Regions from separate parts of the Mus musculus genome. Here all the other regions are linked to region 2. A link is a loop called in an ENCODE intact Hi-C map of the cell type or tissue named here. Cell type or tissue: left cerebral cortex. All regions are shown on one strand.

Region 1 (8,000 bases), 170 kb after region 2:
AATCCTCTAAAACTTACAGTTTATAGACCTACATAGACAAGATGAAGACTAATTTCTTAGAACTCCTAGAGAAGTTGATTAAATAACTGCTCTTAAAATTAGAAAACAAACAAACAAACAAGCCAGCTCCCTCCTACAAGGTTCCTCACTGGAGAGAATAATGCTCTGAAGCCAAATTTAACTTTGCTAATTAGATAATGTGCCACCCTCCTCACCTCCAAAGCTTTGAAGATGCACAAGCAGACGGGTGAGGTACTGTATGATAGAGACCATTATTACTATGACTCTGGCATTTGAACCGTCCAATGACAGCCAGTAAAACTGAGAGTCCAAATAAATATAGCCAAGTGTTATCCCTCAACTCTATCATTCTAAGTTGCCACTCAAGCCAGGAAGTACTTAGCTGTGATACAACCACTCTGCACATTTCTGAGACACTTACAATGCTTTCATAAATGTCTATTAAAGTATACCTTATAGATTATTGTCTTAATATATATTTGTTGTGTTGTATTAATAGTGATTATTTATATAATGATGATTTGTTTTGGCTCTGAGGCTAAATGTTTTCTGTAAGGTATATAGGAAAGAGAAATGAAGAACATATTTCTACCCAGTATTCTCTGTTTATAACTTCATAAATAACTGCTAATTAGATGAAAAGCTGCACAGCTATGGGGCTGCCTTTTAAAGTTGGGCTGTGGTGGCTTCAACTATCTCACAGTTCCTTAAGCTTCTTACAGCCCACAGCCTGCTTTACAGAGCAGTGCCTTTCCTAAGTTCTCATTTCATCTGCAAAATAACCCCATGATTATTCAATTAAAGTAGGGCTTAGAAAAGACCTGCTTCAAGCCACAACTTAGCTCCTAAGCAACAGCACCAGGGGCTGGAAAGATAGATCAGTGGTAAGAGCCCTTGCTGCTCTAGGAGACGACCAGGATTCAGTTCCCAGCATCCACGTGTGGGCAGCTCACAATAGCTTGTAACTCCAGCTCCAGGGGGATCAATGATTTTCTGGCCTCTGCAAGTACTTGCATACTCTGCTGTACACATGCACACATGAATTTCTTTCTTTTTTTTAAACTAATAACATCACCAGAAGAACTTGGCTTTTCTGACTACTTAGTCTGGTGTGTTTTCGACTTTAGGCCCAGAAAGCTTTACAGGAGGTTGGAAAAATCTCACATTAGTGGAACATAAAGATATATAACTAATCCCAGCACTCAGGGATTGTGGATCAGCCTGGATGCAAAACTTTATTAAAAACAAAACAAACATCCTCAAGTTGAATTCTTATACCAGTTTTAAAGAGCAGTTATATCTCACAAAGACAGTTAGTAGCAAATATTCAGAAAAAAATGAACTATAAGAGAAATGTCACTATACAGTCTACAGTATAGACTCAAAATGGGAAAAAAACTTTTAAATATTTTGTCCCATTTAACTCAAAGGAAAACAGACAGACAAACACCAAACACAAAGAGTGCACACTGGTTCTCATTCCTCTTTCTGTCACTCGGTCTTCATGGAAAGACCTACCAGCCACTCCCTGCTTCTCTAAGTCCACAGGTCTGCATCAGGTAGCCCAAACTTTGCTACGGGGAGTGTGATAGGAAAGGATACATGCATCAGGAGGCCAGGTCAAGCTCAGGTGTCATTTCTCAGAATCTGTCCTGTTTCTCTAACTGGGCCCCAGGGCTTACCCGATTCAGCTGCACTCGCTGGCTTGCGCTGGCAAGCTCAGGTAGCCGCCTTGCCTCCCAGTGCTGACATTACAAGGCTCGCATTCTCATGCGGGTGTTTTATGTGGTGCTAACTAAGGATCCTCATGCTTGACTGGCAAGCACTTGACCAATTGAGCCACCTTCCCTGCCCAGCAGCCCCAGTCTCTTGCGGTCACCTCATGCCCTAAAACACCGACTACTTCTGTAAGTACAGCCCCCATTTATTACTGCAAGAAAAGATGGGCTGAACGGCTCATTCTGTGTTCCTCAGACAGAATGACAGAAAACAAACAAACAAACAAACGAGAAATCACTACTTACTGTCCACAATATATCTTCATATATCTGATAACCATTTTCTATTATTTATTCACTCATTCCTCAACCTCTTCATTTTTCTCCATTTCCCAGATTTACTATGAACTCCATGAGGGCTTTCCTTATGGTATCCCTGTTGCTAATGCTATTTTAGACATTGGAGAGCATACAAAAATAAGTAAGCCTGACCATAAGGCAGCTACCAAAACAAACACAAATTGCTAAACACACAGCAATCCAAGCACTACATAAATATACACATAAGGGCCTACGGTAGTAAATATAATTAGGACTGTTACAAGAATCTCCATAAAGGGATGGGCCTTAAGTGATGAATGGGATTCAGTTAGGCACAAGAAAACAATATGAATGAAAAACAAAGGAATGGCACAATGTGTGACAGAAACGTTTCCTTTCTTCAGAACAAAACGCTAACTGACAGGCTGGAAAATGAATTTGGATCCAGAGACTACAACGGTCCTCTTACATACTGCTAAAGACACTGTCCTTTACTCATTGCATAGGCAATTCAGAGTAACGTGCTGTTTTTAAAAGCAAGGCCATTACACAGCCAAGGGTAGCTAGGCATGGAGATTGTCAGCAAAATAAGTCAGAAAGTCATGGTACCAGCTGGGCAAGAGTTGGAGAAGGCCGGAGAACAGAAGTTGGGTAGCAAGGACAGGTGAGTATCAACAAGGTGTGAAGACCAAGAGGAAAATGGAGGACAACTGACTCTGCTTGTGTAACATTAAGGGAGCTGATTTTAGCTATGTTAAAAAGCAAAGGAAGAAATGGCTGCTCTAATAATTTTTCATACACTGAAAGGCCTAAAGTTTCCATTTTAAAAATAATTTTCAGGGTTTCTTCTTGTGGTTTGGTTGTTGTTTTGATTGGTGGTTGGTCTGCTTTGTTTTGCTGAAGTAGGGTCTTAGGCCAACTAAATGCTAGGCTGATCAACTGTGTGCCATCATGTCCAGATTATTTTAAGAGGTTCTGTAGAACACCCAGTTAAAGCTCCCTCGAGTTCTATGAAACATCAAAAGTCTTCAAAGAGCATGCGAATAACTATTGACAATGTAAGAGCTGGCTTTGGTGATAATTTCTACAAGTTTTGTCAAAACCAGAACAGCAAAGAAAAAATCTAAATTTTTCTAAACTAAAGTCAGCCTGGGGGAACAGAGAAATATAAGATGGGCGTGTGTGTGTGTGTGTGTGTGTGTGTATGCGACAGTAACACATTTGAAATTAGAATTCAAATACTTTTATGTATTCATAAACCAGGAAACATGTTAAAGGACTGATCCCTTGATCCCTCAACGACATCTAAGTACCAAAGATCCATGAAACACAGCAAAAGTCAGATCGAATATCCCAATTCCATTGACAGTTAGTTACAAGGGAATTGAAGGCCTCCAAAGACCTTCACTGAAGAAATGGGCAGCTCAACCAGACAGAGAGAGAAGTACTAGCCCTACTCATAAACTTAAAGCATAAATACCCACCGCTCTCCAGAAAAATCACCAGGGCTATGGAGGCAGATTCACCAAAAATATCTAGTTTCCCAAAGGAAAACACAGAGCAAAGGAAATTCATAGAGCAGAGGAGAGGCAGAATCTAATTTAGAATACCAATTAAATAACCAATTTCATCTTTTTATAAACCAGGATTCTCGGTTTTGTTTAAAGGACCAGAAACTTAAGAGAGATAAGGCAAGACCACGTGAAATCATTTGTAAGGAAGGAGTAGGCAGCCCAGACTAGCCTCGAACCTCGAACTCAAGGTCCTCTTGCTTCAGTCTCCCAAACGTTGAGATTTAAAACCATGCAAAGTAGCAAAAAGTTTGAAACTATCAGATGCCTCAACTTTCCAATACGTGGCAAAAATCACTAACTTCATTTGGCCTTGACGTCCTTCCTCGTCTCTAAAACCTGAATGCTACCTATGGGCTGTTTATGGAATAGACAATGTCAGGCGCTTAGTGAACCAGAATGTACTGCCAAATGCAAAGAAATTGTTTTAAACCTGGCAGGAGCGACTTCCATTTTACTTCCCAAACGGAAACACCATTAGGTTAAATGTCTAGTTCCTCGAAAGGAAGCCAACAAAGCGGGCTCGGGTCTCAAAGAACCCTCCAAAAGCCCCCCAGGCCTTCTCGCGTCCCCTTAACCACCATCACCTGTTCAGGTGAGGGGGTGGGAGACTACCAAGGCGAACACCAACGTCAGGAGCTGCATACAATGACTCGCCCAAGGTCAAAAACATTACAGTGGAGACAAGCCAGGCTTGCCAGCGGCAGAGGATCTGTCTTCTCAGGTGCTGCCCCTTCCGGAGCCTCAGGGAGCGGCCAAGGGATGCGGGTCTGCAGAGAGCATCCGACCTCCTTCTGCAGGCCCACTCCTGACCACCGCGGGCGCGGCCAGCTCCTACGCCCACCCTCAGCTAGGGCCCCACCCCCGAGGCCAAGACCCCTGCGCGGGAGACCCCACAATAGGAAGTTTTCCCGGCTCGCACCCCACGCCAAGTCCACGGTCTCACGCACTATGGCGGCCCGGCCCAGGACCCCGGCGGCGACACCACCCAGGCGATGCCGCCGGACATTCAGCCTTTCCCCGACCAGCAAGCCCCTCCTTCGGCCCAGACAGCGAGCACAGACGACTGCAGACTTCCTCCGCGAGCTCCGCCTCTTCGCTGCCAAGACGCACCCTCCCACCGGAGACGACGGACAGGCCCGTGAACCAATCGAAGCACTCCGAACTGGAAGGGTCACGCGGACGGACAGACTCTGGAACCAATCCGTACGCGAAGCGGGAGGGGGCGTGGCTCAGTGTCTTGAGAGCCACGCCCCGTCTGTGCTTTCGCCACCGCGGAGGAGGCGAAGGAAACTTTCCCAGAGTTCCTTAGAGCTCCCTGGGTCCCCGCGGGGGCCCAGGAGACAGCAGCGGGCGGGGAGGGGGCTGGGGTCGGCTGCGGATTGGGTGAGGATCGGGCGGAGCACAAGGACACCGTTCCAGCTCTGAGAGGCCCCAGAAACCCTTGCTGTTGTGAGCCTGGTCAGCCGAAGGATGCGGCTGTCAGTCCGGCAGACATCCTCAGGCCAGGGGTGGGCCAGCTAGGTTCCAGGGTGGTGGGCAGCGTGCTCTCGACTGCCTGTGCAGCTACCACCGGAGCAGCCCAGCAAACATTCCCAGAAGCTGTCCGGTGGAGAGCAGACCACATCTGGGATGCGAGGCCAGAAGTCCCGCGTGCAGGACTTCGCGGTACACTGGCACCCTCCATTCTGATAGGTCTTCCGTTCCCAGTTCACTCGGGTGCAAGGGACAGCTCCAGGATGTCAGGTGCACACAGCCTTACCCCAAGCCCTGGGAGCCCGAGGCCCCACCCTGACGAGTACGCGTGTGTGATGCGCGGTAACCAGAATGACCTACGAGTGTGCATGTTGTCGCCTGAGGGGACACCATTCTACATTTGGAGACTGTGACTTCCAAACCAGGGCAAGAAGCATTAAAGACGCTAGCGGAGAGAATCTGGCTGGGGGCGGGCAGGGGGCGGTGCCGAGAGTCGGGGAAAAGGGTCACGTGGAGGAAGCGGAAGCGGAAGCGCCAGCCTTCTCTCACCTCCCAACCTATCATAGCACAGATCTGCTCTAAGACTGAACCTGGGTCTTCCTCCTACTTTTGTCCATCCTGGTCCAGGGCGATGGCTCTGCCTGGGGATCCGCGGCGCCTCTGCAGGCTGGTGCAAGAGGGCCGACTGCGTGACCTTCAGGAGGAACTGGCGGTAGCTAGAGGTTGCCGGGGGCCAGCCGGAGACACCCTTCTCCACTGTGCAGCACGCCACGGACGCCAGGATATCCTAGCGTACCTAGTGGAGGCTTGGAGTATGGACATCGAGGCTACCAACCGAGACTACAAGCGGCCTCTGCACGAAGCTGCCTCTATGGGCCACCGGGACTGCGTGCGCTACCTCCTGGGCCGAGGTGCAGTCGTGGACTCCTTGAAGAAGGCGGACTGGTAGGTGCCCAACCCACGGTCCAGAAAAGCTATATCGACACTCCCTGAAGAATCGCAGATTTTCATGTATTTTTCAGTGTGTTCGTTAGATTTATAACTTTTCTCAGCTTCTAATCTTCTCCCCGACCTCCCTTTCGTGTGGGTTTGGTTCTTTAGTTAGGGCAATCGTTTCCCGTCGAAAGAGTATGGAAATGTAATCAAGTGGAGTGAAACGGTTGAATTGTACTACTCGTGTGCCCAAGATGCGTTTTTCTGGAGACATCTTGCTAAAATTCCTGTTCACGATTACATAGTTTAATTTGCATGGCCACAGTGGATAAGTAGAGTTGATGAAATTCAGTTCGCCATGCACCGAATATTGAGTTCTTAGGCAGTTTTGTCACCTCTAGCCTTACAGAGCCACCAGCAGGGATGTTGGTGATACTCTCCCACCACTGAAAACAATTTCATTTCTTCCTAGATTGGCATCTTTTTTAGTTTCATGTCTAATTCCTAAGACCCTGTGAACTTCTTTAGGCTCATAACTTAATGAAATGCCCGCCTTCAAGTTATTTCAAGCTCTGTCAAAACATAGGGGCTGGAAAATATATCAGTTTCCCCTTGTTATTTCTCCACGGTCCTCAAAGAAGTCAGAGGCTGACAGTCTAAGGTGTTTTCCTGCCACGCCCCCCACCAGACTCCTCTAGGTTTTCCATCTGTACCAAAGACATAGGTAATGTGAAGGTTTGGCTTCTTCCAAGTGCCTCAGCTCCCTTCCATCTTGGTTGACCTTAGGACTCCTCTGATGATGGCGTGCACAAGGAAGAACCTTGATGTGATCCAGGACCTTGTAGAACACGGTGCCAATCCACTCCTGAAGAACAAGGATGGCTGGAACAGTTTCCACATTGCCAGTAGAGAAGGCCACCCTGTGATCCTCCGGTACTTGCTCACTGTCTGCCCTGATGCTTGGAAAACAGAGAGCAACATTAGAAGAACCCCTTTACACACTGCAGGTACCCCCTGCAAGCTCTGGAGTCTGTAGTGGCTTTGTGCAAGCACTGTCTACACTTTGTAGTTCAAGTTCCCTGCAGGGGAATGGAGGATTTGGGAAAGCAGAAGACAAGGCATCAGAGCATCTGTGCTCTCTTGGCGAACTATAAGTTTCTGAAGTGGCAGAACCTTTGGCTGATACATCATTGTGTTAGTCCACTTTTCCTGTGTGTCTATCTTGCCTGCCATTCCTGGTTCGTTAGACGATAAGCTTGTCTGTTCCTTCTAATGTCTGTGACCCTGGGTGAAGAACTTGGTCTGTATTTGAGCAAATATCCTTTGTAGCTTTTCATGATGGTAATGATTCCATGCTGTAGAGCCCTAGAGAAGAGCAAAACTAGAGTGGACTGTGTGGATAATAGTCTCAGGAGTCTAATAAAACAAGAAAGTTAAGAAGTAAGCCAGGCAGCATGGAAGCTGAGGCGGCAGTGCAATGCTGGGAGACCCTGCCTCATATTCCCTAATACCCACCTCCCAAAGAGAGACATCTGGGAACTAATTCTTAGTCTACGAGGCAGTTCATGGAGTCAGGGTCCTGAGCTCTTACTTTCTCTAGGCCAATGCCAGAGATATGATACAGTCTAGACGGCAAGCAGCTGGTGGTTCTCCAGCCACCGCTGTCCCTTCGGGATCAAGAAATTCTTTTTGAAACTTTTTGAATGATTAGGAAAAGATCCACATGGTTCATAAATTACTTGGCCAACTCTCCCATCACCCCACCTCCCACCCCCAAAGATTCCCTTGGAGAACCAGTCAGCAACCTGTCTGTCACTCACCAAAATACATGGAAGACAGAATCTTTCCTGTTGAGTGTAGGTGTCTTCAATAGGAGGAGTAACTTTCTGGATAATTTTATAGGTTCCTATTGAATAGATTACAGTCAAAATGTTTTTGCAGGTTTCTGGCGAGAGAGACC
Region 2 (8,000 bases):
TATACGCATAGTTGGGTGGGGTGATATTCCCAGCACTTGGTAGGCAGAGACAGGCAGACCTCTGTGAAACTGGGGCCACCTTGGTCGACACAGACAGTTCAAAGCCACATACTGAAATCTTATGTTGAAAACAAACAGAAACAAAGAAAAAGAAAAAGCTGCACTGTCTCCAAGACAATGCCAAGTCTAACAGGTATACAACACAGCAATTCCCACCTATAACTATATATCCTGGGTATGTTCACAAACATCAGAGCCTTTCATAGTGTACACGATTATTAACCCAACCAAATAAAATTTACTTAACATGTATGTATATATGTTTGTATGCATGTTGGGGTGGCTCTGATTATTCTGCAAAGCTCAATTCCAAACTTCTTACAATAAACTAGCTGGGACCCAGCCTAGGCCAGAAGTCCCAGACTATTAGGACTAGGGGTATGAAAACAGCATCTGTAAACAGTTTGCAGTCAGTCTCAGGCATGCTCCAGTCTAAAGCCAGTCTCATGGCTTTTTTTAATTCCCACTCCATGAATGGTCCTGCTGTTTCCAAGAGCCAGGAGAGGCAATCAGCTCTCCACCCCTCGCCCACCCACTCTTTTCTACGTATCCAGCAAGGGGGCAAAGAGCAAGCTTAAAGGAACTCAGCGGACTTGCCCTCTCCTGCCCTGGGCCTGTTCTTACCTTGGCCTGAGTGAGCGCCGCCTTCTTCACCTGGAGCTGGGACTGCAGGAGCTTGAAGTTTTTGGACCAGCCTTCAGTTTTTGAGTCACTGGTCTCCACTCCCAGGTCATCATATAGGGACATCTTTTTGGTTTAATGCTGAAAGACAAGCAGGGACAGAGATTAAAAGATGCAAAGCAGAAGCAAGTTATGAATGTCTCTGTGTTAAAACAGCTGCACCATGGACCCTCCTGTCACAAATGCAGGGTTCTTTCTAATCTGCAAAACTATACTTAGGCACTAGTTTAAAAACAGTCCTCAGCCTGGCGTGGTGGCACGCGCCTTTAAACCCAGCACTTGGGAGGCAGAGGCAGGCGGATTTCTGAGGCCAGCCTGGTCTACAAAGTGAGTTCCAGGACAGTCAGAACTATACAGAGAAACCCTCTCAAAAAACTAAAAAAGAAAAAACAAACAAACAAAAGTCCTCAGGGCTCTCATGTAGCTCAGGCTGGCCTTGAACTTATCACAAAGACGAGGTTGGCTTTGAACTTGTGACTCTTTCCTACACCTCTTGAGTGCTGGGATATGCCACTATGTCCAGCCTAGAATTAATTCTCAATCTAAAAGACTATGGTGAACTGACTTATGAGTCAAATCCTTCAGTTATAGAACTGATAATGGAGTAAGACGGAAGCTCTCTATGTGGGGCATTATTAACTATAAAGTTCCAGGTGCCAAAGAGATGGCTCAGTGGGTAGGAGTACTGGTTGCTCTTCCAGAGGTCCTGAGTTCAGTTTCCAACAACCACCTGTAATGGTGGCTCAGAACCATCGATGAGTCCCAGGAGGGCCAGGGCTGTTACAAAAAGAAACCCTGTCCATAAATAAATAAAATCCCTCACAGGTGAAACCCTGTCCATAAATAAATAAAAATCCCTCACAGGTGTGGCCAGCCATTGGGTTTTAGTAGATTCCAGATGTAGCTAACCAAGAGTAACCATCACAAGTCTAAAAGTCTACCTCTGTTAGCTTGATCCACACCACAATCATATCTTATACTCAGGACTTAATGATGTTTTACCGAATCATTTATACCCTTCCGTGTGTAGCTATGCCATCTCTGATAGTTCACATTTCCCATCCGTATTACCAAGATACCATTGGCCAGGGACTGTTAAAAACAAACTAACCAGAGTAACTAAAGCAAACAGCGCAGCAGATTTCTCTACTGTTCTGAAAGACTTGTAGAATGACCTACTAGAGGGAACTCTTCCCTGTTGGAAAGATGTGTGAAAAATTTATGCGGGGGACAGGTGGTGGGGGGGAGGAGGTACATAATAACAAATCAGGGGGTCAACAAGAACCCATATGGTAGGAGAAAAATGACGCCTGTAGGAAATCACACATGTGATTTCCACGTGTGGCTTGTCCTCGGAACTCTTAATCTCCTGCCTGCACCTTCCAAGCACTGGAATTCCAGACATATTGCCACCCTGGGCTCCATTACTCATATTTACTAAAATTTGTTATCTCGAAATGTTTACAGCTCAGCCCAGTATAAATGTGTCCCCATGATTTAAAAGAGCCACCTGTTGCAGAGAGACAGGCCTCACCTATTCCCAGAACAAGCAGAATTATAACAAGAACTTATGTCAATGGTCCCCCCTTCCTGACTTCTCAAAGGAAGGTCTGACTGATCACCCTTCTAAGTCCCTCTTCATCCTCTGTCACAGCCTTAAACTGCAGAATACTCTACAGCGCTTCTCTGCTCTTGCTTTCCCTCTTCCTCATAGGTGCAGCCTTTCCACTTGTAATAAAACTCCTCTTCCAGGTCTTTCCAGCTTGTAATCTGGTTCTTCGGATCAATCCAGGCCTGGGTTTTCCAACGAGCTTCTTAGAGATCTAACCCCTGGAGAAGCACCTTACTGAGCTTGCAGCACTCATTCAGAGCACAACTGGTCCAAGCAGAAGAAGCTCGAAAGCTAGCGGAGGGACATGAACGCTAAAACTCCCCTTAGCGCAGGCCTGAGCATGCCGGGGGTTACAACAGACACTCTCTGTCCCGGTGAGACAACGGCCTCAACCTTCACTTCAGGTGCTCTGGAAGGAAACAAGTTTTGGGGTTTGTGTTTTGGCTTCTCCATTCCTGAGGCCCGACGCAGTCTGGGTTACTGCGGTCTTGCGACCCAACAACTTGGTCTGGGCATGGGCCATGAAGAGGAGAAAGGTACTTTCTTCACTGTCAAGAGGATCGGGACTGGTGAAGGGGGGATCTAGGTGGCCCGGTGGAACGTGGCAGGCTGAAGGAGCCCAACGTGGAGGGCTGGGAACCCCCCGGGCAGCTCGGGGTGCCCCGCCCGCATCCCCGCGCCCCTCACGGCGCGGCCTAGAGCCGCGGCCTCGCGTCCAGCGCATCCGTGAAGGCGCGCACACCCGAGTCTACGTTCCGGATCAGACCGCCTGCCAGGGCCGCCGCGGCGCCACTCACCCGGCCTTCCGAGACGATTGTGCCCATGGGCCACGGCGGCGGCAGCGCGGAGCCCGGCCGCCCTGCGCGGAAGCCCGCCCACCGCCGGAGTCCGCCGCAGCGCCGAGCCTCCACGGAGTCCGCAAAGGGATGCACCGCGCGGGGTAAGAGAGCGGAGGCTGCCGGGAGTCCACGTCTGCGCCTGCGTGTGACTCGCGGAAGCAAAGCTGCACTCTCCGGCTCGCACTGCACCCTGCTGACGGGAGGACTACATTGCATCTCCTCTCTGCCGGCCAAGAGATGGCGCCATTGGCACAAGGTTTCGAGATTCATGTGCCTTCTGACCTTGGAGTAGGAGCCGAATCCCCTACTAGGCTCCAGGTATTCACTCCCAACTATTCCCTTATATACTAAATGGTGGAAATAAATTTGCAGGCGAGATGTTGCAGAATCTAATAGCATTAAAAACACACACTGAGCTAGGTCTTCAGAGAAAGAATGTAAACACTATAAACCTTGCTCGCTTGGAATAAAAATGCAGCAAATGGCAAAAGAAAGGTCAGAGAAACCAGGGCTTTGTGTAAATATGTTTTCCCCATATTTTTGGTTGCATGTAAAAATTATTTCAAGCTATAGCTGGACAGTTGTGACCCATGCCTTTAATCTCAGCCCTTGAGAGGCAGAGACAGAGATTTCTGAGTTCAAAGCCTGCCTGGTCTATATAGTGAGTTCCAGGACAGCCAGGACTACACAGAAACCCTATTTTGAAAAACAGCAACAATAACAACAACCCCCCCCCCCCCCCGCAAAGGGTGGTGGTGGTGGTGAATTCAAGCTGAAAAATGTATCAGTCAGGGTTCTCTATAGTCAGAGGACCTATAGACTGTCTATATATATTAAATGAATTTATTGCAATGATTTACACTCTGCAGTCCAACTAACCTGACAATGGGCAGCTGTGAATGGGAAACCCAAGAATCTAGTAGTTGCTCTGTCCCACGAAGTAGGTTGTTTCATCTGGTCTTCTGTCTAAGCTACAATCTGAAGAAATCGGTTCCAACAGAGATGCTGTCAAGTAAGTGCAAGAAGGTGACGAGGAGTGAGTCAATCTTCTTTCTCCCAATGTCTTTATGTCCTCAAGTTCCACACCTGGATCCGGAACTTGCTTTGTCCCAGGCTGGCCTTGAACTCAGAGAACTGCTTGCCTCAGTGTCCTGGGATTAAAGTTGTGCACTACCTTGCCTGGGCTGTCTCATGATCTCCATGTCAAGATCTGGGTCAGCAGCCTGTGTCTTCCAGCCTCAAGATCCTGTGTGCCCTCCATTTCTGGATTGTAGTTCATTCCAGATGTAGTCGAGTTGAAAACCAGGAATAGCCATCATAAAACTGTGGAGGTGGACCTTACACAAGTGAACACACCAACATTATAATCTGATTTACAAGAAAGTGTTCAAATAATTCTGAAAGTGCCAGGCGTGGTGGCACACGCCTTTAATCCCAGCACTCGGGAGGCAGAGGCAGGGGGATTTCTGAGTTCGAGGCCAGCCTGGTCTACAGAGTGAGTTCCAGGACAGCCAGAGCTATACAGAGAAACCCTGTCTCGAAAAGCCAAATAAATAAATAAATAATAAAAATTTAAAAAATTTTAAAAATTCTGAAAGCTTGAAAATGCAAGCCTGGAATAAAGTACCAGCTTGTGGCAGATAAACATAAAGAAATCAGATAGCAACACCATGTGTGGGTTGATTAAAAGTTTGACATGACATTTTATAATACAATTCCTGTTGAAAAAAAAATAAAATCTGTACATCAAAAAAATACAATCTTGTTATTCATAGTAAACACTATAGGAAATAATAAATAGGGAAAAGGAATTAACACACACACACACACACACACACACACACACACACACATGTAATAGTTGAGATTTTGTTTTTGTGGGGCAGAAGAGAACAGTTAAGAGCACCAGCTGCTCTTCCAAAGGACCTGGGGCTCTTTATAACCTACTTAGCACCCACATGACAGCTCACAAACATCTGTAACTATAGTCCCAGGGGATCTCATGGCCTCTGTGAGTGACAGTCACAGGTGGTACATAGACTTATATGCAGACCAAACACCTGCACTCAAAAAATATATTAAAAAAAAAAAGAAAATTGAAGCTTTAAAAAAAAAATCAATTTTGTAGGTTTACTATTATAGGCCTTCTTTTGGCTTTTTGGTTTGTTTGTTTTGTTTTTTTATTGTTTTTCTGTGGGGTGTTGTTTGGTTGGTTTGGGCTTGGTTTGGTTTGGTTTTTTGAGACAGGGTTTCTCTGTGTAGTCCTGGCCATCTTGGAACTCATTCTGTAGACCAGGGTGGCCTTAAACTCAGAGATCTGACTGCCTCTGCCTCTTGAGTGCTGGGATAAAGGAATGTGCCTGGCTTTTTTTTTTTTTTTTTTTTTTTCGTTTTTCTGAGACAGGGTTTCTCTGTGTAGCCCTGGCTGTCCTGGAACTTACTTTGTAGACCAGGCTGGCCTCGAACTCAGAAATCCGCCTGCCTCTGCCTCCCAAGTGCTGGGATTAAAGGCGTGCGCCACCACGCCCGGCATGCCTGGCTTTTTTTAAAAAAAACTTTGTTTTGTTCTATTTCTAGTTTCATAGTTACCTATTTCTAGTTATATAACCTCTTAGCTCAATGAACTTATTCTAAACTTTCAATGAACACAGTGTTTTTTTTTAAAGTTTATTTATTTATTTTATGTATATGGGTACACTGTAGCAGAGCAGATGGTTGTGAGCCTTCATGTGGTTGTTGGGAATTGAATTTTTAGGACTTCTGCTCTCTCCAGTCAGCCTCGCTCACTCAGGCCTGCTCTCTTCAGTCGGCCTCACTCACTCAGGCCCAAAGATTTATTTATTATTATACACACTGTAGCTGTCTTCAGATGCACCAGAAGCACCAGAAGAGAGCATCAGATCTTATTATGGGTGGGTGTGAGCCACCATGTGGTTGCTGGGATTTGAACTCAGGACCTTTGGAAGAGCAGTCAGTGCTCTTACCCGCTGAGCCATCTTGCCAGCCCGAACACAGTGTTTTTATGTGAGAAGTGGAAAGAAGAGCAGTATGAGAGAGGTGAGTTGCAGAGCCAGCACCTGTGGGAACTCCAACACAAACAAGCTCTGTGAATTTTTCCAGCAATATTCAGCAGCCTGGAGTGGGGACAGCAGGAATCAAAAGGTTAGCATTGGTCAAAAATAGGACACTAGTTAATCCTAGCCAAGATATTAGGAGGGCAGATGTTCCAGAAGAAAGCAAGACCAAGGGATATTCGAAGCCAGGACAGTGGGTAGATCAAATGCCCTGGCATGAACAATGGACAGAAATTGCAGGCTGATGTGAAGGGGGAGAAGGGTGGTGGGTGCTCTCAGAGGAAGACAAATCAGTTAAGGCGACAATTAGTATAATTTGCATAAACTTATAATTTGATTATAACAATGTGACAATGTGTAGTGTGTATAATGATACTTTTACTGTTGTTTTGAGACAGGGTCTTTCTATGTACTCCTGTCTGTCCTGGAATTTACTACACAGACCAAGATGGTCTTGAACTCACAGAAATCCTCTTGCCTCTGTTTCCCAAGGGCTGGGATTAAAGACCTGTGCCACCATCCCCGGCTAGTGATACTGTTGATATCATAAAGGATAATTTTTGTTTCCTGGTGTATACTTTTTTATGCCTGTGGTATATTTTTATTTGTTTGCTTTTTATTGTTTTATATAGGACAGCTAAAGCAGATTTTATTTCGTTAAAATTATTTTATTTATATGAGTGCACTGTTGCTGTCTTCAGACACACCAGAAGAGGGCATCAGATCCCTTTACAGATGGCTGTGAGCCACCGTGTGGTTGCTAGGAATTGAACTCAGGACCTCTGGAAGAGCAGTCAGTGCTTTTAACTGCTGAGCCATCTCTCCGGCCCTTTTATCCCATTTTTTTATGACAAGGAAAAGAAAATATAAAATAAGTCATAAGAAATGCTATCTATTATTTCAAAGCATTTTGGATGATGTACAAAATGCTCATAAAGCATATGAAAAGCATTTTCAAAAAATATGAAGAGCTTCAACGTGTTGTTTGTAAATTCTCTTGCAGTAAATGCAACATTAACAAACATACAACTTTCTTGTGGGCCAATTTTATTGAATTATATACTATTGTGTATGTAAGAAACATATGAATGTTGCTTATACATATATTTATTGACTTTTAATGAGATCACTGCCAATACATACATTCTTTTCCTTAGCTTGAGTTTTACATTAAGCCGATGTCTGTTATGCAGCCATCAAACCTCACAGTAAATCACACAGGTTTGTAGTCCAATTTAGACTCTACATTCTTAGAATCAGTGCTTTTCTGACTGCTTTCATGAAGTCTTCCTGAACTGAAGTCATGATCAGCATGAATTGCAGACATACCAACTTCTGTACAGGTGTTTCTGTGGTGCGATCCACAGAGCCATCTGCAAGCTTTACAATTACTTCAGGATCTGCTTCACCATGCTTTGTAATAGGGCATGGATTTTTCAACAGATCTAATTGTGCTTGTTCATTTGAAAAATTGATATGTAGTTGTGATTTCTACTGAATCTGCCTGGTCACAGCAAAGCAGGATCCAGTGTATCTGGTCTGTTTGTAACCATGACCATTTTAACTCTATGCAGAGTATCAAATCCATCCATTTGATTTAGTAACTTCATTAAATTCCTCTAAATCGCTGCCAGCTGAAGTACCCTCAGAAAACCAAGAGTCACCAACAGCATTTATTTCATTCATGTAAATGATACATGGCTGGTGATCCCTGGCATAATTAAACATTTCTCT
Region 3 (8,000 bases), 110 kb after region 2:
GGGAGTTGAGCGATCCCACCGGCGTTTCGGCGACTTAGGGAGAGCAGGTCTGACAAGTTCGATAAGACTTAAAGAACTTAGAGAAATGTGTGAGTGTGCCTCTGCCAGCCCACCTGGCGCAGCTGTGGGGTGTCGCGCCTGTGGGGTTCCAGGAGGGGCTTGAGGAAAAACCACCCTTCATGACTTTCAGGTCAAAGTAAATTAGATGGAAGGCACTGGGCAAAGTACTGCGCTCCGCGGGAGGAAAAACAAAACAAAACAAACAAACAAACAAACAAAAACCACGTGTGGAGCAGGCAGGTTGCGCATCTGAACGCTACAAAACAGGTCCAGGTTCTCAAGCGCACTGGCAACTTGGGGCCCGGACGATTGGAGAGGAGGAGAGACTGTTTTCCCATGGAAGAAGGGGTGTCACATGTTCCAGAATGTGTCGTCTAGATCTAATCTCGGGAAGAATGAATTGAGACTCCTAGTTTTGTTCCAATAGGTCTAGAAGGAAAGAGCGAGAACAGTTGGGTCTAGCAACGTCCGGACCCAGGATGTCGCATCTTTTTATAAACATGAAATTCTTCAGAGTCTGTTAAAAAAATCTACGTACTCCCTGCACAGAAATGTGTGTGAAAGCACATGCTTGCAAATGTGCACAGGATTTGGGGACCGAGGACAATGACGTCATCCATGGACTTTCCTGCAAGTTAGCAATTCCTTAGCCCTGAGTGTGTTTTAAAGCAAGATTTCCCAGTGATGGGCGTCTGACTCAGTCTCCTTGGAACTTGGTCATAGTTATCCCACACAGACTTGAGCCTGGGGTTGGCTCTGTAGGGGTGTTACGGGGCTTCATTTATTCTTGGGTCCCCACCCTCCATCTGTAAAGCTGGAGTGTGTTGGTAAATTCCTCTTAACTGGATAGCAAAGAATGGTCCTGAGATTTCAGAAATAGCCTGCAGATATTCCAAATAGTCTGAAAGTGAATGTGGTTTCAGTCCAGCTCAGCTTAGAGGAAGCACCTCCTTGCCTAAAGTTCGGGCTCCACTGGTGCCATCAACTGGCACCTGAATCTTGGTTTTAAGAACAGCCTTATTGGGTCATAACTGACTCCAGGAAAACTGCAAATATTTAAGTTGTATGTTTCTTTGTGTTTCAGGATGAAAGTTACACTCTTGAAACTATCACCAAACCAAAGCAGGGTTACACCCATAACTAAGAAGTTCCCTGTGTCCTCCAAAATTCTTATCTCCTGCTCAACTCAGCAACAATTTAACTTTTTTTCCTTTGGATTTGTTGCACTTTCTAGTATTTTCTATAAGTGGAGTTATAAAGCACGCTACTCTTTCTTGTGTGGCTTATTTAGCTCAATCATTATTCTTTGTTCATGTTGTAATTGCATCAACAGTGAACTAGCACCCAGTGTAATGGAGTATTTTTATAATCCCAGCACTCTGAAGGCTGAGGCAGGAGGATTTCTAGTTAAAAGATAGTCTGGGCTATGTACTAAGACCTAAAAGCATAAACAAACAAACAAACAAAGAGATGGGTGGCTACTGAGGAGATGGCTTAGAGGGTGAAAATTCTTGTCATCCAGATCTGAGGACCTGAATCCATGGGAGTGGATGGACAGCACAATATGTTGGGGTGAGAGAGAGGCAGGGCAAAGAGGGGAGAATTCCAGGGGTGTGTGTATGAGGGGGGTGGGGAGGGAGGGAGAAAGAGAGAGAGAGGCTCAAACAATATGGCAGGTGAAAAATGATTCCCTACTCCCTTCCCCCAGTGCTGGGATTATGGGATGTGTGTGCATCCATACCCAGCTAAACTATGACTTATTTTTAGATCTGTGAATCAGCATTAGTTGCCTCCTGATTGTTGGGTATTTAAGTTGTTTCAGTATGGTAGTATTTAAGAGGCAACATGTTGGGAATCTGTATTCTTTATCCTCCTCTCCCTCCTCCTCCTCCTCCTCTTCCTCCTCCCTCTCCTTCTTTCCTTGAGATAGGGTCTTACTGTGTAGCACTGGCTGGCTTGGAACTCTATGTAGACCAGGCTGTCCATGACAGATATCTGCCTCCCAAGTGTGTGCCTGGCCCTGGTGACTCTCTTTCTTATAGAATCCCTCCATGACCTTGGTGTCATTCATCACCTATGGTAGTAAATGTGAATGGAAGGCTTTCTCCTAGGGAGCCTTAATACTCTTTTGGGCAATACAGTAGGGGACTCTAGGGTCTGTGGAGGAAGTACATTGCTAGGCTGCATGGTGGACATGTGCTCCAGGCATGTAGGGAACAAACCAGTCAGGACAGCCTGACAGCTGCAAGTGAGATTGCAGCTTCTGCAATAGTTCAGTGGGTGACAAAGGAATCCTGAAGCAGAGCTGGTGTCTCTGGGAAACTGGAACCAAGAAGTCCTGCTGAGTCTCCAACTTGTGACCACCCAGCCTTCTGACCCTCGAAGCCGACTAGGCCCTCAACTTAAGGAACTGGAGGAAAGAGGAATGGATGAGTTCTCGGGGCAGTGAGCTGAGTGAGTACAGCCTGTACTTATTGCACCATGAGGAAGTGTGATAGGTTGGCTGGCGCTTCAGCCAGGAAGAAAAAATAGGTTACTGGAAGCCTAGATACCCTGACTGTTTGGGCATGGTGGAGTCAGAGTGAGCCTCTAGAAGGCAAGGGACACATTTTCTCTTCTCCGTGTCTTAGTACCTATCTGCTTTCAAATGGGAGGCTCAGGGAAAGAAAATGCTGAAATGCACACTGACCTCATATAAAGAATGGGAGGGGTGTGTTAACCTGACCACTCTTGAACTCCAGATATAAGAGTAGGCCAGGGATTCCTGCCCATCTTAGACTCTCAACTGACTTGATAAAGAAGCCTGATCCACAGGTTCTGAGAAACAGAAAGAGGTGTCGCCCCATGCTCCATGCTAATGATCATTAGGACTGGCGATGTGAGAACTTTGAAAGTGGCATAACTCTAAGTCCCAGTTTCTATAACTTCATCTGATATATGTATTCATAAGCTCGCAACGTATAAATACCTGCCCTGTATGTGTATGGGGCTTAGCACTGGGGAAGGAGCACTAGGGAACTATGCAATACACTTACAGTCTTCATGGTGCTTGTATTCTTCCAGACAAGATGAGACTTGCTTACATTAGATAGTTCCCATCCAAGTATCAACCAGACTCAACCTTGCTTAGCTTCCAAGACCAGACAAGCCCTATCAAGTTTAGTATGGTATAGCTGTAGACTTACATCGGATATCTAAGGAGATATATATCTCCTTAGATTGTAGTATTAAAAGATGTAACTAAGACTGAAGGAAATTAAAAGTTATCATTGCAATGAAATATATTGCTTCTAATGTAATTGTGAAACCATCTAGCTTTGTAAATTAAATAACTCACCACCACTTGGCAGTTTGGATTGGCTGCGGTATTTTTATAACCTCGTGCATTCAAATATCAACTATTCCTATGTTTATCTCTGAGGACCATTCACTATTGACAGACCTGATATAGGCTTCCTTTCTTAGACGAGACACAAAGTAGCTACTGCAAAGCCCTCTTAGTACAAAACACTCAGAGAATGATCAGAATAACATAAACACTTTAAATTGATTGGTGGCAAAAGATAATTTTGCTCTTCAAAACAAAAATAATAGTGATACATTGGTGTGCTACTGTGAATTTAAAAGGAAAAATGGCTGATAGCAATAACAGCACAAAGGCTGGGAAAGGATGTATAGAGAACAGTCATTAAGGGTGTGTGTGTGTGCGTGTGCATGTGTGTGTGCGTGTGTGTGCCTATGTGCTGCCCAATGGAGAACGTTTGCTGTCCTGTTCAATAACTCCTTGCCTCCCCACCTCCAGTTCTGGGGTTACAGATGCACACAACCATACCTAATATTCTTGCGTGAGTGCTGGGGATATGAACTCAGACCTTCACACTTGGGTGGCAAGAGCTCCTACTGGCTGAGCCATCTCTCTAGCCCTGTTTAAGGCTCTTATGCTGTAGGTGTGAGGTAATATGATATCACTCAGTGGTAAAGCAACCTCTAAAATAATACGATAATGAAGCTGGGTATGGTGGCTCATGCCTATGATCTCCACAAATGCGACCCCTGGTGGCTGCAGAGTCATTTCTATTTATTACTGTAGCCAGAAACTTAGAATACCCAAGATACAAGTTGCAAAACACATGAAACTCAAGATGAACGAAGACCAAAGTGTGGTCACTTTGCCCCTTCTTAGAATTGGGAACAAAACACCCATAGAAGGAGTTACAGAGACAAAGTTTGGAGCTGTGATGAAAGGATGGACCATCTAGAGACTGCTGCACCCAGGGATCCATCCCATAATCAGCCTCCAAATGCAGACACCATTGCATACGCCAGCTAGATTTTGCTGAAAGGACCTTGATATAGCTGTCTCTTGTGAGGTTATGCCGGTGCTGGCAAACACAGAAGTGGATGATCACAGTCAGCTATTGGATGGAACACAGGGCCCCCAATGGAGGAGCTAGAGAAAGTACCCAAGGAGCTAAAGCGGTCTACAACCCTATAGGTGGAACAACAATTTGAATTAGCCAGTACCCCGGAGCTCGTGTCTCTAGCTGCATATGTAGTAGAAGATGGCCTAGTTGGCCATCATTGGGAAGAGAGGCCCCTTTGTCTTGCAAACTTTATATGCCTCAGTACAGGGGAACACCAGGGCCATGAAGTGGGAGTGGGTGGATAGGGGAGTGGTGTGGGGAGCGTGTGGGGGACTTTTGGGATAGCATTTGAAATGTAAATGAAGAAAATACCTAATTAAAAAAATAAAAAAGACTTGCATGCTGGAAGCTCAAGGTGAGACAGCTCAGCTGGTAAAGATGCTTGTTGCTAAGACAGAAGACCTATAAACCCCTGGGGTGGAGAGAACCAAGTCCTGCAAGTTGTCCTCTGACTTACACACACACACACACACACACACACACACACACACACACACACACACACACACATACACACACACACACACATACACACACACACATACACACACACACACACACACACACACACACACACACACTACAATACAACATTTCAATGCTATAAAACACTTTATAGAAAGACATGAAAGACTTAAATCAAGGCAGATCCTAGGTTCCGGTTTTGAGAAGACTCACGGTTACTAAGTATCAGTTTTTCCTGAGCTGACCTATAATTATGACATTGTTGCTGTGGGATTCAGCATGGACTTGATGTTCTGGGTCTACAATTCAATAAAAGGCACAGAATCAAAGAGTCAACTTTGAAAGCAATTAACAAAGATTTACACACACACACAAATAAATAAACAATAAATGTTGAAAAAACCTTTAACAAAACGGAAGGGTTGGAAATGTTGATTTAGACTTAGATATGCTGCAAAATTAATATAGCACCTTCTTAGGAAACTACAGTAGTGAGTTCTTGGTAGGGGCAGGAAATTAAGATGGTCTCATGTAGCCCAGGCTAGCCTCCAATTGGCTATGTAGCTCAAGATACCCTTGGATTTCTGGTCCTCTTGTTTCTACCTCCTGAGTGCTGGGGTCTCGGGCATGCATCACCATACCTGGCGTTAAGGCCAGGCAGTAGTGGTGAACACCTTTAATCTCCCAGGAGAGGTAGGCAGACCTCTGTGAGTTAGAGGCCAGCCTGGTGTACATAGTGAGTTCCAGGATAGACAAAACTACACAGAGAAACCCTGTCTCAAAAACAAAACATACATACCTGGCTTTAATACAGCATTGGGATCAAACCTAGGGCTTTATGTGTGCTGGCCAAGCACTCTACTCATTGGGGGGGGGGGGGGGGGGAAGAATGTGTGATTAAAACCAAGTACAGGAGGAGACTGGAGAGATGGATGCTTGGATGAAGTCTGGGATGGCAACGGGAAGAAGGATTGCAGAGAGGCCATGCTGAGGGCAGGGGAGAAGATGAAGGAGCTACAGCAGACTGTGGTCATGGGCAGACTCTAGGTCCCATTCCCTTCTCTTTCTCTTAGCTCTTTGGCTTCCATCATTCGCTCATTTCTTTTTAAGATTTATGTGTCTCATATTTTATTTGTGTGTCGATAGATGTCTGTGTGAGTGTCTGCCGTGTGCTATGCGCATACTCGAGGCAGACAGAAGACGGTATTAGGTCTTCTGAAGCTGGAGTTACAGGTAGTCGGGTGCTCTGGAAAAACAGGATTTGCTCTGAAGCACTGAGCTATCTTTTCAGCTCTAACTTTAAATATATATATATTCCCATCCTATCAGGCAGGGTTCACAAGGTTCTGACAACGAGAGGAGCTCCTCTCCTTGCCAGCAATGAGCGTGCTCTGCAGAGCCACAGTGATTGAGTCCTCTCACAGGACCATTCTGGAAATGTATCGACTCCTGTTGACCAGACTAGACTGCTTGCTCTGCTTTTCCCTTGAATGTCTGGCTAATTCTTGCTCATCCTTGAACTTTTACACAATGGCACTTTTTTCAGGCATTGCAGTTAAACCACGTCTTATCACTCCCAGCTGTGTCCATCTGCTTCATCTTCTACACCCCGCACACCATGTTCCTGGAGCAGGAGTGCTCCAGATGTGTGGAAAGACCAAGTAGAATTTACAGCAGTGTCAGCCATCAGGAAAAGGATGTTCTGTGCAGAATGTGTTGCCTCTGCAATTGCAAGGCGGGAAATGCCCTGTGTGAGGAAGGGACTCTTAGGCTCCTTTACCTCCAAGGTTTCAAAATGACCCATTGGCAGGGCCTGCCAGTTCTCTGAGGGAAGCAAAATAAACTGTGATCTCATAAGATCCCTGCTGGCCCAAGAAAAGACAATAACAATAACGTTAAGAAGCAGGCTTGGGACAAACAAGAGAAAGGGTAGTTCTTTTAGATGTCTTCCTCTAGCCTTTTCCCTGAAGAGCTCACAAGTCTCTGGAGATACTGATCGATAGCTGGAAAATGTCCAGCCACAAATAATGTAATAGCTCACTCACAGGTCCAAAGGTCCAGGCTTTCTCAGACAGAGGGAACATTTTCTAAAAGGTCAGGCCTAGTATGTTTCACTGAATTCTCCATTCTGGTCTACTGCCAAGTGTCCTTAAGGTCATTTGAATTGGTTTTTATGACAGTTCCTTCCCACCCCACACCATTAATCCATCCCCAAGTATTTCCCAAGCAATGTAACATACGGCTAAGTACCCCAAATGAGGATTTAAAGATTTGGAAACACAGAGCTAAACACATGGGACTGGCAAGCCACACACACACACACACACACACACACACACACACACACACACACACACAAATAAAGAAATAAATAAATGTATTTTTTAAAGTTAAATGAGGCAGAACCTTCCCCTAATGAATAAAGATTTCAAGGGACCAATCACTGGGCAAGTAGGTGGGAATTTCCAGTCAGTGAGAGGAATAGGGAAGTCAGGAGAAAGATACTTCCTTTTGGACCAGAAAGAGCATGGAGACACAATGTGGGTAGCGAGAGGCCCACGATTTAGGTAGGGATCCTCTGGGATGCGCCACTGGAGGATTTATAACTTAAATAGCTAATAAAATTAGGATGTGTCTTAGTTAGAGTTTTACTGCTGTGAACAGACACCATGGCCAAGGCAAGTCTTATAAAAACAACATTTAATTGATGCTGGCTTGCAGGTTCAGAGGTTCAGTCCATTACCATCAAGGTGGGAGCATGGCAGCATTCAGGCAGGCATGGTGCAGGAGGAGCTGAGAGTTCTATGTCTTCATCCAAAGGCTGCTAGTGAAAGACTGACTTTCAGGCAACTAGGATGAGGATCTCAAGCCCACACCCACAGTGACACACCTACTCCAACCAGGTCACACCTATTCCAACAAGGCCACACCTCCAAATGGTGCCACTCCCTGGTCCAAGAATATACAAACCATCACAGGATGCTAGTTTCCGCACCCAGCAATTGTGTTACCTGTAGATTCTAAACTAAGATTGTGTGGTGTTTTCCTTTA

What was found. A loop is a pair of places that touch in the nucleus more often than their neighbours do. Peaks named below come from ENCODE experiments on the same cell type or tissue, not always from the same donor. Only the 100,000 strongest peaks of a DNase experiment are listed, where the experiment ranks them.
Region 1: a loop joins it to region 2, with 5 times the contacts of the local background. A loop is called at or near these places in 12 of 42 quality-filtered maps.
Region 3: a loop joins it to region 2, with 2.7 times the contacts of the local background. A loop is called at or near these places in 10 of 42 quality-filtered maps.

Annotation. Positions count from the first base shown.
Region 1 is chr2:11,772,851-11,780,850 of GRCm38, forward strand. Fbh1 (F-box DNA helicase 1) reads right to left here and starts at 4,735. Exons shown (of 21, transcript NM_015792.2): 1 at 4,582-4,735. The coding sequence starts at 4,582. Ankrd16 (ankyrin repeat domain 16) reads left to right here and starts at 4,903. Exons shown (of 7, transcript NM_177268.4): 1 at 4,903-6,052; 2 at 6,827-7,047. The coding sequence starts at 5,739. In left cerebral cortex, CTCF peaks have their summits at 4,397 and 5,835; DNase peaks (open chromatin) are centred at 771, 908, 4,808 and 5,632; H3K4me3 peaks cover 3,257 bases; H3K27ac peaks cover 3,508 bases.
Region 2 is chr2:11,599,935-11,607,934 of GRCm38, forward strand. It overlaps Rbm17 (RNA binding motif protein 17), which reads right to left and starts at 3,265. Exons shown (of 12, transcript NM_152824.1): 1 at 3,151-3,265; 2 at 685-822. The coding sequence starts at 807. It also overlaps the pseudogene Gm13260. In left cerebral cortex, CTCF peaks have their summits at 3,396 (motif pointing right) and 6,971 (motif pointing right); a DNase peak (open chromatin) is centred at 3,359; H3K4me3 peaks cover 1,339 bases; H3K27ac peaks cover 582 bases.
Region 3 is chr2:11,706,209-11,714,208 of GRCm38, forward strand. All of the region lies in intron 1 of Il15ra (interleukin 15 receptor, alpha chain), which reads left to right. Among named protein-coding and RNA genes, the nearest start is that of Il15ra, 4.5 kb to the left of the region's middle. In left cerebral cortex, a CTCF peak has its summit at 4,104 (motif pointing left); DNase peaks (open chromatin) are centred at 720, 2,519 and 4,117; H3K4me3 peaks cover 846 bases; H3K27ac peaks cover 240 bases.